Regions from separate parts of the Homo sapiens genome. Here region 1 is linked to region 2. Evidence: chromatin contacts called from ENCODE Hi-C or POLR2A ChIA-PET data. All regions are on one chromosome and are shown on one strand. The core of a region is the stretch at or near the end of the contact, and the rest is flanking DNA. Distances in the headings are between cores, read along the strand shown.

What was found. Hi-C counts contacts between places; a loop is a spot of excess contacts on that map. ChIA-PET counts read pairs that join two places held with the same protein, here RNA polymerase II (POLR2A). Pooled maps may share reads with other maps.
Region 1: a loop to region 2 is called in a map of mammary epithelial cell, with 4 times the contacts of the local background. The contact joins two enhancer-like sites. A Hi-C loop is called at or near these places in 11 of 168 maps with a recorded cell type or tissue (Calu3, aorta, ascending aorta and 7 more), 3 of 37 single-sample maps with no recorded cell type and 5 of 50 pooled maps. POLR2A ChIA-PET finds 5 or more read pairs at or near these places in 4 of 52 experiments (MCF 10A, Panc1, activated CD4-positive, alpha-beta T cell and 1 more).

The regions. Positions count from the first base shown.
Region 1 is chr10:114,621,928-114,625,019 of GRCh38, forward strand. All of the region lies in intron 1 of ABLIM1 (actin binding LIM protein 1), which reads right to left. Among named protein-coding and RNA genes, the nearest start is that of ABLIM1, 35 kb to the right of the region's middle. Within about 2 kb of position 1,809, at least 12 of the 41 ENCODE cell types and tissues checked have a DNase peak (open chromatin) inside an H3K27ac peak, as active enhancers do; they include gastrocnemius medialis, where a contact is called at or near this core.
Region 2 is chr10:114,574,465-114,577,570 of GRCh38, forward strand. ABLIM1 (actin binding LIM protein 1) reads right to left here. Exons shown (of 23, transcript NM_002313.7): 3 at 952-1,135. Among named protein-coding and RNA genes, the nearest start is that of ABLIM1, 82 kb to the right of the region's middle. Within about 2 kb of position 1,452, at least 5 of the 41 ENCODE cell types and tissues checked have a DNase peak (open chromatin) inside an H3K27ac peak, as active enhancers do; they include gastrocnemius medialis, where a contact is called at or near this core.

The sequences.
Region 1 (3,092 bases), core at 559-3,058, 48 kb after region 2:
AGCAGGGACAGAGGGGCATCCAATCCTTCTTTAGTGCTCAGCATAACTGGGCTCTCGTCCTGCGGACTCCAATCCCCATCAGTCCTAAAACTGCTCCTTGATGGCCATTCAGAAGGTGTCCCTCAAGTGGCACATGGCAGCAGTCCAGTAGACACCCACCTAGCTCATGTGTCACTATGAGATGGTCCATGGACCCAGGCACCCATAGCCCCTATCATTTTTCCAGGAAGGGAGTACTCAGCCTTCTCTCCCATTCCCCATCAGATACTCCAATGAGGAACAACCTTGCCACCTTTTCCTATCATCCACTTTTCTTTTTCTTTTTTTTTTTTTTTTTGAGACAGGGTCTCACTCTATTGCCCGGGCTGGAGTGCAATGGCACGTTCATGGCTCATCGCATCCTCGACCTCCAGGCTCAGATGATCCTCCCACCACTGCAGCCTCTTAAGTAGCTGGGACTACAGGCACACACCACCATGCATGGCTAAATTTTTGTCGGGGGATGGGGGGAATTTTGTTTTTTGGAGAGACAGGGTCTCACACTTCCGAGCTCAAGTGATCTGCCTGCTTTAGCCTCCCAAATTGCTGGTATTATAGGTATAAGCCACTGTGCCTGACCCACTTTTCTTAATTCTTCTTAAACTTTTCCCTTCTCATGTTTCAAATAGAGAACAACAGAAATAAACAGAAGAAAAAATACAGACTACTAGAACATAGACAGAATGCAGTTGACTCTTGAACAACACGGGTTTGAACTGCACAGATCCCCTTGCACACAGATTTTCTTCTACCTCTGCCACCCCTGAGACAGCAAGACCAAACCCTCCTCTTCTTCCTTCTCCTCACCTGCTCAGCATAAAGACAAGGAGGATAAAGGCCTTTATGATGATCTACTTCCACCAAATGAACAGTAAATATTGTACAGTGGTAGTAAATGAAACACTCCAAGCCTAAACAACATATTTCAATTCCTCAAAGATTAAAGAGGGAGTGGTAGCCTTTGTGAGCCAAGATAGCTGATTAACTCTTTTCCCTTTTTTTCGTTTGTTTTCTGAGACAAGGTCTGGCTCTATTGCTCAGGCTGGAGTGCATGGCGATCTCAGCTCACTGCAACCTCTGCCTCCTAGGCTCAAGCCATCCTCCCACCTCAGCTTCCTGAGTAGCTGAGACTACAGGCATGCATCACCATGCCTGGCTAATTTTTGTATTGTTAATGAACTTTTACCCAAAAATTCCAAATAGCTCTATGATTCCAGGTAAACATGCTCATCTAAGTCTTGGAAACATAGGAGTGATGCCTGCAGAATATGCACACCTGTGCCTTCATTCTGAATTAATGTTGCCTTCTCCAAGTCACGCTGAGCCCCAACTCGCCCCCATGAAAAAGTAACTTAAACTTCCTGCCAACCTTTGCTCCCAGTATCATATACTGACAGCAGTTTCTTGGCCACTGGGATCTCACAGGTCTGCTTCATTATGAAACATGGCTTTGTTTCATCCTGCTGGAGAGCCAGAGTGACAGTGATGTTCTTTACCTTCTTTTTGCCATCTGTGCATGGTGAGCCAGATGATATTTGCAAAAGGGAATGAAGAAGCTACTTCTATAAAAATTTTGACTTACCCACCTGTAGGGCTGGTCATTTTACCCACAGAAACGACAGATTACCTGCACAGTGTCAAAATGTGGTCCCTGAATCAAGAACATCAACATTATCTGGGAAGTGTTAGAAATGCAAAATCTCAGGCCTTCTCCCAGACCTACTGAATCAGAAACTCTGAGGGCAGGGCCCAGAAATCTGTGTTTTCACAAGCCTTCCAGATGATTCTGATCCCAGTTGAAATTTGAGAAGCACTGTCCTAGACAGTAATTTCCTTAGAAGTATTAAAAAAGCCAGGATCTTCATAGTTAAATGCAAGTATTCAAACAAGCCAGCCTGTTTGATTGCAACAGGGACACACAAACTCACCCCTGTTCCACCCCCAGGGGACACTGGACCATAATAACATTAATTATGTCAGTCTGAGCACAAATACAATGTTTCAGAGAAAAGAGGTCATGCATAACAAATTTTCGCTCTCCCCACTGTTAACAAAATTTGCCCTTGAATACACAGCTCCTGCCAGTTTGGGATAAACATACCTCTCGGTATGAGTCACCATCAGACAAACACACAATGAAATAGGAAGCTGGGCTGGTTTTTACTGTGGTGCACCCAGATCAAACTCAACCACAATGGGAAGAAATCCTGCACCACTCACTGATCACTGAACCTTCTGAAAAGTTCTCTGGCTCTTTAATGCTGGCTCAGGAAAACACTCAGCACTTTGACTTTGGCATAGGAGAAGCCAACAATACCAGGATCCTCTTTCTTGACCCCTAGGGCTGTGAATGCGATGGCAAAGAGGGCCACCTCCTCAAAATGAATCAAATGCCAAGATATGCTTCTTGGTGGGGTGAGTCTCTTGCAGTACATCTTCTGCAGGAATTTGGAAAAGTCAATTTGTCGTTCTTTAAAAGAAACTCTCTGTGATGCAACACAAGTTGTTCATCCTTCCTGGTCATTTGGCCTGGCATGGGAAAGGCAAGAAGCAATACCACCTCCAAAGTCTGACAGTAGCTAACAGTAGATGAGGCCCAACCTCCATTTCAGATGCCCACTGTCTACATATTCTTGACTTCATTCCTGTCATCAAAAATTGCCCTCAAGAGCCTTGAACACATTCAAGTCAATGTATTCCTTCTCTCATATTTATTTATATCGTAGAAATGACATCTTTTTCTCTCTGGATAAACATTTTTTAGACATCAATTAGTTGGTGTTAGAGGGCAGGAGATTTGTTAAGATTTTTTTTTTTTTTAAACATGTGAAATCCTTTCCTTTAGCTTTGGAAATCCCATTATTCAGACAGTACTTCTGGAGTGAAGCAGAGCCACACTTCCTGGTAAGAGTAACACTTTCATTTATAAAATAGTACAAGCAATTCACACTTGGGTTGCTTTCTCTCAAGCAGAATATGATGACAAAAACTGGAGCACCCCTCCCCACAAAGATGGGAAATTCACAGTTGAGTAGTGTGAATGTCACTGATCA
Region 2 (3,106 bases), core at 202-2,701:
AGTCTTGCTGTGTCACCCAGATTGGAGTGCAGTGGCACGATCTCGGCTCACTGCAACCTCCGCCTCCCGGGTTCAAGCCATTCTCCTGCCTCAGCCTCCCAAGCAGCTGAGATTACAGGCACCTGCCACCTCGCCTGGCTAATTTTTTTGTATTTTTAGTAGAGACAGGGTTTCACCATGTTGGCCAGGCTGGTCTCAAACTCTTGAGCTCAGGTGATGTACCTGCCTCGGCCTCCCAAAGTGCTGGGATTATAAGGGTGAGCCACCACGCCCAGCCTGACTGATCATTTTAATCAAGCTGGTTTGCACAGTTAAGATACAACCTTGGTAGATGACAGATACATAGAGAACAGGGTTGGCAAATATTTCCCCCCAAAGATGAGATTGTAAATTTTTTAAGACTTTGCGGACCATATGGTCTCTGTCGCAATGACTCAACTCTGTTGTTGCAGCGTGGAAGCAGCTATAGGCCACACACAAGTGGGAGTGGCTGTGTTCCAATAGAACTTTATCCACAAAAACAGGTATCAGGCCTAATTCAGCCCATGGGACACAGTTTGCCACCGCCTATTATAGATGAAAGAGACCATTTTAAACACACACACATGCCTAGGAATTTATACTTCCAAATAAGCTTTATCCTTCTAAGCAGTTATGCCATTTCCCCCTGATGTTTTTATTGCTCCAAAATGTTTTGAGACCCAGAGCTGCTTTCAGAATTAGTTTCAATCTACTAAAAATCAGTCATATTACTTTGTAGAGGACATCACACATACAGTTTCCAACTAATCTACTTTTTTTACTAGGACTGATAGTACAGTAAGAAAGAAATCTAAGGATAAGAGTATGTGCTACTCAAGACAAAAGGTGTATAATCCAACCTTTAACAGCCCAAACCAGCATTTCTCTGTTGGAGGAAGGTGTAGGCTTTGGAAAGATAGGCTCACTTACTTGCAGATAGTACAAGCAAAGCAATTGGGATGGTAGGTCTTGCCCAGAGCAGTCACCACTTCGCCCTCCACGAACTCCCCACAGCCATGGCAGCGTGTCCCGTACATCCGCTGGTAGTCCAGGGTGCAGAGATACTCTCCGTTCTTTATGAAGAAGCCCCCTTGTGCCAGGTCACAGCCACACACTGTAGAGAGACAAGTTCACATCTGGTCATTATCTGCCACACTGCCGGGCAGCACTGCCTTTGAGTGAATACTGACTGGTTGCTCACCCTGTGATCTCAATGGTTTGGGGCTAGGGAGGGGATGGCTACAAAGAGCTATTTATTATTGGGCTCTGACCCTCCCTTTGGGAGCTATGCAATATCTCATACAAGTAAAATCCACTGGCTAGGTCTCAACAGCTTTTGTGATATGTCTAAAATTCTGAGATAATCAAACAGTCTTTGATAGAAAGATACCCTTCATTCAGGCTGTCTCAAATATGAGCAAAGGTGTCCCTGGCAGTGTGCTATTTAGGAAAGGTGCCCACTGCCTGCCCACACAACCACATGGTTTGGGCCAAGATTGTTAGGAGTTGAGTAATAAATTTCCATTATACCAAAGGCAGTAGCTGAAATTTCCGATAGCTGTATTTTTTCACACTCTGGAACTACTTTCCACTGCTACGAAAAATTCAGATGTTTCATTTTTTCTTTGTGCAGTAAATAGAATAAGCCAATTATTTATATATTATAGAGAGATAAAAAACAAACAGGCAAAAGAGGAAAGACCTGTTATTTGGATGCTTTATTGTGTCTGGATTTTGGCATCTCCTTCCGACTGTGCAGCTGTGGATTAGGGAGATGGTGCAAACAGGCAGTGGGAGCTTGGGCCTGGTCTACGTGTTCAGACAAGACCAGAGTAGGTCACAACAATTTGTCTGCAAATAAAGCCTAAAGCAGTCCCTGACAGTAAAGATCTCTCTCTGCCAAATGGCTGAGAAGCAACAGCCAAAGCTGGAAATCTCTGACCCTAACCTTGCTATCCCCAAGGTCAACTGATTCCAATTTATAATTCCTTAGGCAAAGAATCCAGGATTCTTCTTGATTATTTGGTATTCAGTTGGGGTGGGGACAAGGTGAGTTCAATCAGTAAATTGCTTTCCTAAGGACCTGCTCGAATGCTCCCAGGGTTCATCTGCTGAGTTCCCATGACTCCTTAATTCATCTAGATGAACTAGGGCTTCAGTAAGGTTCTGATGAAAGTCACGACTCCCCCACCTTCAGTCAGGACTCTTCACTAACTACAAGCTACGGAAGACGTTCAAGGTGATCCAAAACCCACAAACAAACTTTCCATTGTGGATTCATCAGTCTTTGTTTAGATCAACACTCCACAGCCATGACCTTCTTCTTTGCAATTTACAATTAAGTAACCCAAGATTATGGCCTGAGTCCATCATGCCTGAAACTGACCACCCTATAAATACTCCTGTGATCATATTATCTGGAAAACAGCTCATTCACCACCTGCTGCCTCCTCTCACCTGCCAACCTCTCCTCTGCCCCCACTGTTCTCCCACCTGCTTCTTCTTCCCCAGATGAGTCCTGTGGGTCAGGGGAACCCACGTGTGGATTGGCCTCATTCTGATTGCAAATTCCTTCAGCAACAATAGGCAGTCTGGGGGTAGCGGGTCACAGAACCTTAGAGTGTTTTCTTCAATATCTGTCTATGTGCAGATCTTATTTTTCTACAAGATGGCAAGGTATTTGAGGGGTGAGAGTCTTCTTTTGATTCTTCTTCAGGAACCTAATTGTATCTAATATAAAACAGGAAACACAATGTTTGAAATAAACTGAATCCTGCCTGAAACTTGGCAGGTTCCCACTGATTTCACTCCTCAGTGACATCAAGTTCTGATGACTCAGTTATTTTTCCAAACTTAGGATTTCTCAAAGCCCTGAGAAGTGACACAACAATGCATCCAGACTACTGGTAATTCCCTAAATTCTCTCCTCCAGTCAGCTATGGCTTAAAAATGCAGAGTCGTTATACAAAGATGTGGTGTCAAAAGGGTAATCTGGTGGCAATACACAAAAAATAGATTGAGATAGTTTCAAAGCTAATTCTAAATGTTTTAGAAATTATTTGTATTTACTGCTTTCTTAGGGCAC